3 separate regions of the Homo sapiens genome follow, and regions 2 and 3 are each linked to region 1. The links are chromatin contacts, found by Hi-C or POLR2A ChIA-PET in ENCODE. All regions are on one chromosome and are shown on one strand. Each heading gives the region's core, a stretch centred on a gene start or an enhancer-like site at or near the end of the contact. The rest is flanking DNA. Distances are from core to core; before and after follow the strand shown.

Evidence for each region. Hi-C counts contacts between places; a loop is a spot of excess contacts on that map. ChIA-PET counts read pairs that join two places held with the same protein, here RNA polymerase II (POLR2A). Pooled maps may share reads with other maps.
Region 2: a pooled map shows a loop between it and region 1 (2.3-fold over the local background). The contact joins the promoter of LINC01595 here to the promoter of NOP53 in region 1. A Hi-C loop is called at or near these places in 3 of 50 pooled maps. POLR2A ChIA-PET finds 5 or more read pairs at or near these places in 3 of 52 experiments (Caco-2, GM10248 and activated T-cell).
Region 3: a loop to region 1 is called in a pooled map, with 2.1 times the contacts of the local background. The contact joins the promoter of CRX here to the promoter of NOP53 in region 1. A Hi-C loop is called at or near these places in 2 of 50 pooled maps. POLR2A ChIA-PET finds 5 or more read pairs at or near these places in 4 of 52 experiments (GM12878, HEK293, HEK293T and 1 more).

Annotation. Positions count from the first base shown.
Region 1 is chr19:47,743,941-47,747,267 of GRCh38, reverse strand. NOP53 (NOP53 ribosome biogenesis factor) reads right to left here and starts at 1,722. Exons shown (of 13, transcript NM_015710.5): 1 at 1,485-1,722; 2 at 237-301. The coding sequence starts at 1,708. RefSeq lists enhancers at 529-1,029, 1,450-1,839.
Region 2 is chr19:47,867,658-47,870,984 of GRCh38, reverse strand. LINC01595 (long intergenic non-protein coding RNA 1595) reads left to right here and starts at 1,624. Exons shown (of 4, transcript XR_936006.3): 1 at 1,624-1,945. It overlaps SULT2A1 (sulfotransferase family 2A member 1), which reads left to right. Exons shown (of 6, transcript NM_003167.4): 6 at 1-518.
Region 3 is chr19:47,820,087-47,823,413 of GRCh38, reverse strand. It overlaps CRX (cone-rod homeobox), which reads right to left and starts at 1,477. Exons shown (of 4, transcript NM_000554.6): 1 at 1,404-1,477.

The sequences.
Region 1 (3,327 bases), core at 473-2,972:
CAGCAGCTTATCTGTGCATGGAGATCACTGACATCTCAAAAGAAAAACCTGCCTTCTCTAAGTTCGTCTCCAGCTTGCTTTCTGCCCATTTGAGGTCCCCTTGTTTATATTAAGGTTGACCTGTTTCCGCAGATATTTGCCTTCCAAGCCACATCATTAACACAGATCTCAGAGGCTACCGTAAGCTGACTAACAATGAATAACCGCCATTCCACACCACAAAAGCCTCTCCTCACCTTTTTCCTTGGAGCCAGTGTCCACGAAGAAGAGTTTTTCATTTGGGGCCTCTGACAACAAGCCACTGGGGGACAGAAATGCAGAACATCAGCCAGAGATGTTGGAGAGGAAAGAGATTTAACCTGGCAGGTCCAGCCTTCATCTTCCGCTTAGTCAAGTCCCGCCACCGGACTCTTCCAGGCTAAGGCTTCGCCCAGCAGTTTACAGAACTTAGTATTTAGGAAGGACTGCCAGGCGCAGTGGCTCACGCCTGTAATCCCAGCACTTTGGGAGGCCCAGGCGGGTGGCTCACCTGAGGTCAGGAGTTCAAGAGCAGCCTGGCCAACATGGTGAAACCCTGCCTTTACTAAAAATACAAAAATTAGGCTGGGTGTGGTGGCTCACACCTGTAATCTTAGCACCTTAGGGGGCCGGGGCGGGTGGATCACCTAAGGTCAGGAGTTCAAGACCAGCCTGGCCTGTAACATGGCAAAACCCTGTCTCTACTAAAAATACAAAAATTAGCCGGACGTGGTGGTGCATGCCTGTAATCCCAGCTACTTGGGAGGCTGAAGCAGGAGAATCACTTGAACCCAGGAGGCAGAGGTTGCAGTGAGCCGAGATCGTGCCATTGCACTCCAGCCTGGACTACAGAGAAAGACTCCGTCTCAAAAAAAAAAGAAAAAAGAAAAGAAAAGAAAAATAGCCGAGCGTGGTGGCGCCCGCCTGTAATCCCAGCTACTAAGGAGCTGAGGCAGGAGAATCGCTTGAGCCTGGGAGGCGGAGGTTGCGGTGAGCTGAGATCGCGCCTACTCCAGCCTGGGCGATAGAGCGAGACTCCGTCTGAAAAACATATATATATACATATATATACACACACACATATACACATATATATATACACACATATACACATATATATACACACACATATATACATACACACACACACATATTTAGAAAACAGCAAGCTAAGGTGGATGCATGGAACGTATTTATGCTAAAAATTATTCATTGTTTACCTAAAATCCAAATTTAATTGAGCGTCCTGTATATTTATCTGCTAAATCTGGTAACTCTATCAAGCTCTCCAGCTTCCCATGCTGAGTCCCCTGCCCATGCTCTCCATTTCCTCGGCGGTCCCCGGGACAGGAGCCCCCAACCCCCGACCCCCGACCCCCGACCCCCGACGAGTCCACGCAAGCACGCCTGGCCTTGCACCTGGGCGCAGGAACCGTCCCACCTCCCGGAAGTCCCGCCCAACGTACCCGCTCGTGCGCTCCTGTAGCCGCACGTCTTCCAGGAACTGGTCAACCTCCAGCCCCAGCGGCTCCTGAGCAAGCCGCCGCCAGCCCCGCTTCTTATTTCTTGGGCCTCGCCGCCGCCGCCTCAGCGCTGGGTCCACCGAAGTGGGCCGCAGCCCCAGGAAACCAGAATCGGCATCGCTTTTCGAGCTGCGCTTCCCACCAACGCCACTGCCTCCTGCCGCCATCTTGTCAAAGGAAGAACTCAGCCACTGGCGTCCCAAAAAGCCCCTTTGCAGCGTGCGCGCGCAGATTTCCCACCCTCTTCCGTGACGTACTTCCTGTGGCAGCCATATTTATAAAGTGACTGGAGTTGCCAGGAGGCTGCCATCTTGGTAAAGGATAAATGGCTCCTCCTTCCTCCATTCTTTACAGCGGGATCTGAAGATTCCTAACGGCGGCGGGTGGTAGGAAAGAGACGGGAAGGTTGCAGGTTCTTAGCTTTCGCCCTTAAGCGAACACCTTTCCCGGCCGCCTGGGGTCTTTGCTCAAACTGATTTTTTTCTTTAATAGATAAGGTCTCACTTTGTTGCCCCCAGGCTGGAGTGCAGTGGAAGGGTAATGGCTCACTGCAGCCTCCAACTCCTAAGCTCAGGGATTCTCCTACCTCAGCCTCCCGAGTAGCTGCGACCACAGAAGGGTGCATCCGCACCTGGCTAATTTTTTATTTTTATTTTTTGTAGAAATGGAGCCTCCCCATGTTGCCCAGGCTGGTCTCAAACATCTGGTTTCAAGTGATCCTCCTTCCTAGGCCTCCCAAAGCGCTGGGATTACAGGCTCACACCACCACTCCCGGTCCAAACTGATGTGTGTGTGTTTTTTTTTAAGAGACAAAGGTCTCACTATGTTGTCCAGGCTGGTCTTGAACCCCTGGGCTCAAGTGATTCTCCCTCCTCAGCCTCCGAAAATGCTAGGATTACAGATGTGAGCCACCATGCTCGGCCTGATTATTTTTTAATCTCGTTTTCTTAGAAAGTCAGAACCGTCAGTGGCAGATTCCGCACAACACACATTCCAATCTCAGAAGTTTTGTCCTCTCAAATGTTCCAATCCTAGGATCTTAGAAATCAAGTAACTTTCGGAATATCAAAGTTGGAAGCACAGAACATTAGAGGAATGTTAGAAACATACACTTTTAGGACCCTAGAAGTGCAGACTCAGAATCATTCATCTTGAGCGGGCTACTTCACTGTGCCTCAGTTTCCTCATCTGTAAAATAAAGATGATAACAGTACATCTGCGTCATAAGTCATGCAGAAGATTAAACATATGTAAAGCGCTTAAGGCTGCGTCTGGCATCTGAGTGTTAGCTATTGTTACTGCCTTGCCCTCTGAGGCTTCATCTTAGAATCAACTCATCTTTGTCATTTACAAATAAGGAAGGAAGCTCAGAGGCTCTTGGGCCCTGGCAGCCATTCAAAGGGATCCATGGCAGGGCGTGGTGATTCACGCCTCTAATCCCAGCACTTTGGGAGGCCGATGCAGGAGGATCGCTTGAGCCCAGGAATTCAAGACCAGCCTGGGCAACATAGTGAGATCCTGTGTCTGCCAAAAATTTAAAAATTAGCCAGGCGTGATGGTGTGCGCCTGTAGTCCCAGGTACTCGGGAGGCTGAGGTGGGAGGATCGCTTGAGCCCAGGAGTTGGAGGGTGCAGTGAGCCGTGATTGCACCATTGCACTCCAGCCTGGGTGACAGAGCAAGACCCTGTCTCAAAAACAAAACAATCAAATCAAAGGAATCCAGGCCTCATAAAAGCCACTCTGGACTCATAAAGGAAAAAGGCACAGAGAGGGCAGGCGACACACG
Region 2 (3,327 bases), core at 375-2,874, 120 kb before region 1:
ATAGTCCCAGCTACTCGGGAGGCTGAGGTAGGAGAATCGTTTGAACTCAGGAGGCAGAGGTTGCAATGAGCCAAGATCGCGCCACTGCACTCCAGCCTGGGTGACAGAGCGAGACCGTCTCAAAAAGAAAGAAGTGACTAGGGTTCAGAGAACCAGGGTTCAAAGCCCAGGGATGCAAAGGTTGCAGTGAGTTGAGTCATGGGATCCCAGACTTTTTTAAATGTTTGCAATGTTTCCCGTTTACAGAATGCTACAAGAATAATGTACGTACTACCTAAAAGGATGTCTAAATGTTTGTTAATAAAAATAAGAAATAGCTACAGTGACAGATTTTAGAGCAAAAATTAGTAATAAAAATAAGAAATAAAATTACAGGAGCAATTAAGGTTCCATTTCTTTTCATCACATGTATCTCCACAATTTATTATTGCTCTGATCTTAAGGAGTGTAATTTGCAATCTAATTTTATCCTCTTACTCTGTGTTGTTAAACCATATACAATAAACGGTGTTTATGGAGGCTTCTAAAACTTTCATAAGGCCAGGTGCGGTGGCTCACACCTGTAATCCCAGCACTTTGGGAGGCCAAGGAGGGCGGATCACTTGAGGTCAGGAGTTTGAGACCAGCCTGGCCAACATAGTGAAACTCTGTCTCTACTAAAAATACAAAAATTAGCTGGGCATGATGGCACATGTCTGTAATCCCAGCTACTCGGGAGGCTGAGGCATGAGAATTGCTTGAACCTAGGAGATGGAGGTTGCAGTGAGCTGAGATCATACCATTGCACTCCAGCCTGGGCAACAGAGGGAGACTCCATCTCAAAAATAAAAAATAAAAAAACTAAAGTCTTGTTCCGCAAAAGAACCAAAGAACCTATAAAGAGAATGAAAAGATAGGCCAGGTGCGGTGGCTCATGCCTGTAATCCCAGCACTTTCGGAGGCCGAGGCAGGTGGATCACTTGAGCTCAGGAGTTCAAGACAAGTCTGGCCAACATGGTAAAACCCTGTCTCTACTAAAAATAGAAAAATTAGCCAGATGTGTTGGCGGAGGTTGCAGTGAGCCGAGATTGTGCCACTACATTCCAGCCTGGGCAACAAAGTGAGACTCCATCTCAAAACAAAATGAGAAAACAAGAAGACAAACCAGAGATGGAGAGGAAGTACTTGTAAATCTCATATCTGGCAATGGACTTGTTTCTAGAATACATAAAGAACTCCTAAAACCCAGCATTAAACAAATAATCTTTTAAAAGAAAAAAAAGAATAAAAGATTTGAACAAACATTTCACCAAAGAGGACACAGGGATGGCAAATCAGCACATGAAACGATGTTTTGCATCATTTGCCTCTAGAGAAATATAAATTAAAACCACAACAAGAAGGCCGGGTAAGGTGGCTCACGCCTATGATCCCAGCACTTTGAGAGGCCAAGGTAGGTGGATCACTTGAGCTCAGGAGTTTGAGACCAGCCTGGCCAACATGGTGAAACCCTGTCTCTACTAAAAATACAAAAATTAGCCAGGCGTGGTGGCGGGTGCCTGTAGTCCCAGCTACTTGGGAGGCTGAGGCAGGAGAATGGCTTGAACCCGGGAGGCGGAGCTTGCAGTGAGTTATGATCCTATCACTGCACTCCAGCCTGAGCAACAGAGCAAGACTGTCTCCAAAAAAAAAAAAAAAAAAAGTATATTTTCTAGCTGTTTGGCTTTAGCTTAAATTACACAAGTGGAAAGAAATATAATGTTGCCTCTGTGTCTTTTCCATGTTTTTCTCCCACTCGAATGTGGGGTGTCTCTCCCCCATCCCACCTGGAGGTCTTTTGTATGGAAGGAACCAGCCGGTCTAGGTGGCTCCTGGGACACCCCAGGTCCAAGCTCTGGTTGGCCGCTCCCTGGGCTGGAACAGTGACGTATTGTTGCCCCCTGGTGGCCACGGAGCACCATAACGGGTATGTGGAAGCCGAGGACTCTCCCAGTTCTGGGGGTGCCCCTGAATGAACCCCATCTCTGATCTGACCCCACTGTGTCTCTAGAGATACAACTGCATCTCGAAGTAGCAACAATAAAAACCCACAATATCCTTAAGTTATTTCCTGTCAGGCATTTTCTTTAGAAGAATTTCAGGGAAGCAGTCTGAGGTTTTTTGTTGTTTTTGGGGGATATTCTTGAGATGGAGTCTTGCTCTGTCGTACAAGCTGGAGTGCAGTGGCACGATCTCAGCTCATTGCAACCTCTGCCTCCCGGATTCAAGCGATCCTCCTGCCTCAGCCTCCTGAGTAACTGGGACTACAGGCGCCAGCCACCATGCCAGGCTAATTTTTGTATTTTTAGTAGAGACGGGTTTTCACCATGTTGGCCAGGCTGGTCTCAAACCCCTGACCTTAAGTGATCCACCCTCCTCGGCCTCCGAAAGTGTTGTGAATACAGGCGTGAGCCACTGCACCCGGCAGAAACAGTCTGTTAAAATGGGAGTCTGGAAAAAAATTTTTTTTGAGACGGGGTCTTGCTGTGTCATCCAGTCTGGAGTGCAGTGCTACCACCACAGCTCACTGCAGCTTCCACCTCCCAGGCTCAAGTGATCCTCCCTCCTGCCTCAGCCTTCCAAGTAGCTGAGACCACAGGTAGTGCCACCACACCTGGCCAAATTTTTAATTTTTTGTAGAGACGGGGTCTTACTATGTTGCCCAGGCCAGTCTCGAACTTCTGGGTTCAGTCCATCCTTCCACCTCGGCTTCCCGAGATTAGAAAGCGTGAGCCACCTCCTTACCTGGCCTTGAAAACCCTTTTTTTTTTTTAAGACAGAATTTCTGTCACCCAGGCTGGAGTGAAGTGGCACAATCTCGGCTCACTGCAACCTCCACCTCCCGGGTTCACGCCATTCTCCTCCTTCAGCCTCCCAAGTAGCTGGGACTACAGGCGCCCGCCACCATGCCTGGCTAATTTTTTGCATTTTTAGTAGAGACGGGGTTTCACCGTGTTAGCCAGGATGGTCTTGATCTCCCGACCTCGTAATCCACCCACCTAGGCCTCCCAAAGTGCTGGGATTGCAGGCGTGAACCACCATGCCCAGCTGAAAACCCTTTTTAACTAATGAATTTACTGGTGGCTACTATATTTATTTGGTATAAAAATAATGACCATTCGCAGGCTGGGCACAGTGGCTCATGCCTGTAATCCCAGCACTTTGGGAGCCGAGGCAGGCAGATAACCTGAGGTCGGGAGTTGGAGACCAGCCTGACCAACATGGAGAAACCCCGTCTCTACTGAAAATACAAAAATTAGCTGGGCATGGTGGCTCATGCCTGTAATCTCAGCTACTCGAGAGGCGGAG
Region 3 (3,327 bases), core at 228-2,727, 76 kb before region 1:
TCCCTGAAGCATCCAGAAATTCACACACAGTGGGCAGCCCTGAAGTCGGACCTCACTCTGTGGCAATCACAGCCCTCGCTCGTTCCTTTTGGGAAAACCGCATCACACCTCCTCTCTGTGGCAGTCTGTCTACCTGCTTCTACCCTTCTGCCCTTCATTCATTCATTCATTCCCTGCATATTCACTGAGCACTCACTGTGTGTCTAGGACTGACCCAAGCACTGGGAATACAGCCGAGAGCAAGACAGACAAGGCCTCAGCCCTCCTGACAGGGGCAGACGGGAAACAAGGTGTCAATCAAGAGTTTTGCAGGAGACCGGCTGGGCGCAGAGGCTCATACCCATAATCCCAGCACTTTGGGAGGCTCAGGCGGGCTGATCACTTGAGGTCAGGAGTTCGAGACCAGCCTGGACAACATGGAGAGACCCCCCATCTCTACTAAAAATACAAAAAATAGCTGGGCATGGGGGCACGCGCCTGTAATTCCAGCTACTCAAGAGGCTGAGGTGGATGGACTCCTTGGACCTAGGAGGTAGAGGTTGCAGTGAGTGGAGATCGTGGCACTGCACTCCAGCTTGGGCAACAGAGCAAGACTCCATCTCAAAAACAAACAAAAAAAAACTTTGCAGAAAGAAGATCAGAGAGAGTGACTGTGCTGGAAGCTAAGAGGGCGGGGGCGTGAGGATTCCCCAGTCCCGAAGTAGAGCCTGGGCTGAAAGCCAGAGCCTCTGGGTGCATTGAGGCCCTAAGTGATCAATTCACCAGCACAGTGATCCCCAGTCATCACATTCCTGGCTCTCTCGGGCAGGCCCAAGTCCACCCGGAGTTCTTCCTGTTGCAGCCACAGACCTGGGCTCTCTGCGTATATGTCTGTTCCGTCCCTTGTCTGTCATTCATCCATCCATCTATGCAACACATATTTAGGCAAATCCCAACCACACGCTGGGCACTGGGGAAAAATCAGTGCTCAACAAGGGAGGGAGACAGGCCATTTGTGGATCATCGCGCAAATGAAAATTTCAGGCAGTGCTAAGAGTTTTAAAGAACATCCAACAGAGCGGTATGCTGAGGAGTTGCCTTAGAACCACGGTGAGAAGCCCCCAACCCCGGATGCCGTCAGGGCTTGAGGGGACCCCCTTGCCCACAAGCCACCCTGAATCCTCCCAATGCCCCGAGTGCCATCAGCCAGTCCCTGCTGTCTAACCTTACTCCCTCCTGCTGCAATCACAGCCTAGCCCCGTTTCCACAAATGCCAGGACGGCACCTCTGTTTTGTGTGTGACTATTCAGCAAACATCACCTGCAGAGCACGGCAAACACAGCCACGAATAAGATAAACCCAACTTCTCCCCTCTCTTTTTTCTCCCCTCCTCGGTCCCCTCCGCCTCTCCTGCAGACGCTCACCTTCAGAAAGGAGGGACGGGGCTCTCCCGTGGCCCAGGACCTAGACAGAGCGGCCAGACAGCAGAGGCTGAAGGAAACACATCCCCTCACATGGGGAGATTTTAAGCCTGGGCCGGGAGTGATGTCATTTGTCATGGCCTGGAACTCGGAGGGTAATCCCGGCCAAGGTGGGGGACTCGACTGGGCACCAGGAGGTGACATTGGCTGGGAGGGGGAGGGGCACCCGTCTGCTTAATCCCCTCCTCTTCCCCCCATGACATCTTGGCAATTAGGGCTGATGGGGAAGGGAGGCCCCAGCTCCTGCCGGTGACCATAAGCCCCTACTCCTCAGGGAAGTCCTTCCTTAGGTCTAACTGGTGTCTCTCCAGCTTCAGCTAGTATCCCAAGAGAGAGGCATCAAAGAGGAAGGAGAGCACTGTCAGATGGTCCTGAGAGATCGTCTGAAAAAAGAGAGGCACGGAGCTTTCGGGATCCCTCTCCTGGGTCCCCCTTTCTCTCCACAACAGTCTGTCCGACAGCTAGTTTATCTCTGTAGTGCCTCATTGGTCTCGGTTTCTGCCTCAGTTTCCCCTGTTTCTCTCTCTTTGACTTGGTCAAGTCTTGTCTGTGGCCTCTCTGTCTCTGTGTTGTCAGACATGATATTCTCCTCTTTTTGGGGGCGGAGGTGGCAGGGGCTGCTTCCAGCACTGAAAATAGGCAGACTTATTAGAAAGGGTGTTTTGTTTTTCTGTTTTTGGTGGAGTTTGGGGTTTGGGATTTTTTTCTTTTTTTTTTCCTTTTTTTTTTTTTTGGTTGAGACAGGGTCTCACTCTGTCGCCCAGGCTGGAGTGCAGTGGCATGATCACAGCTCACTGCAGCCTTGACCTCCTGTGCTCAAGGGATCCTCCCTCCTCAGCCTCCCCAGTAGCTGAGACTTTACAGGCACATACCACGATGCCCAGCTAATTTTTTTATTTTCGTAGAGATGGAGTCGCTCTATGTTGCCCAGGCTGGCTTCAAACTCCTGGCCTCAAGCAATCCTCCCACCTCGGCCTCCCAAAGTGCTGGGATTGCAGGCGTGAGCCAACAAACCCAGCACTCACCATCTCTCTACACACCATTGGTCTTTGTCTGGCTTCTCTGTACCTCAGTTTCTTTTCCTGTGGGCCTTAGGCTGTGGCATTTCTGCCTACTTTCCTGAATACCACTCTTTCATTCTCCATCTGCTCCTCTCCGTCCCTGTCTCTGTTGATAAACCTGCATTATCCCCTTGGTCTCTCTTATTCTTTTTCTCTGTGTCTCCCTGTCTATCTTGCTCTTTCTCCCCTCTCCCTCAGCCTCCATGTCCTTCTGTTCCTGTCTGTCTGTCCCTCCCTTTGCTGTCTTTCTGCCTGTCCACCTGTCCCTGTAACTCCAGCCTCATCTCTGTCCCTCTGTCCTCGCTTATCCTCTGCAGCTCCAATCTCTGTTCCTCCTTCTCTTTTTCCCTGTCTCTCTCTCTCTCTCTCTCTCTCTCTGATTCTTGCTTCCCCTCTCCCTGGATTGCCCTTCATTTCTGTTTTGTTTTGTTTTTGTTTGGAGACAGAGTCTTGCTCTGTCACCCAGGCTGGAGTGCAGTGGCACCATCTCGGCTCACTGCAACCTCCACCTCCCCGGTTCAAGCAATTCTCCTGCCTCAGCCTCCCGAGTAGCTGGGAGGATTTCCTTTCATTTCTGTCCTTCTCCCTGTCTTGGTACCTCTGTTGCTCTGTATTTCTGATTTTCCTGGTCTCTGGCCCTCTTTGTGTCTCTCTCCTCTCGTCTGTCTCTCTAGATATTAATATGTCCCTGAGCTCCTGGGTCCCACACGGGTCTGTTTCACTTCCCCGTGCACCCAAACACGCACGCAAGCACACACACACACACACACACACACGCCCGGTAATCCCTCCTTGTGGCTGGGTCA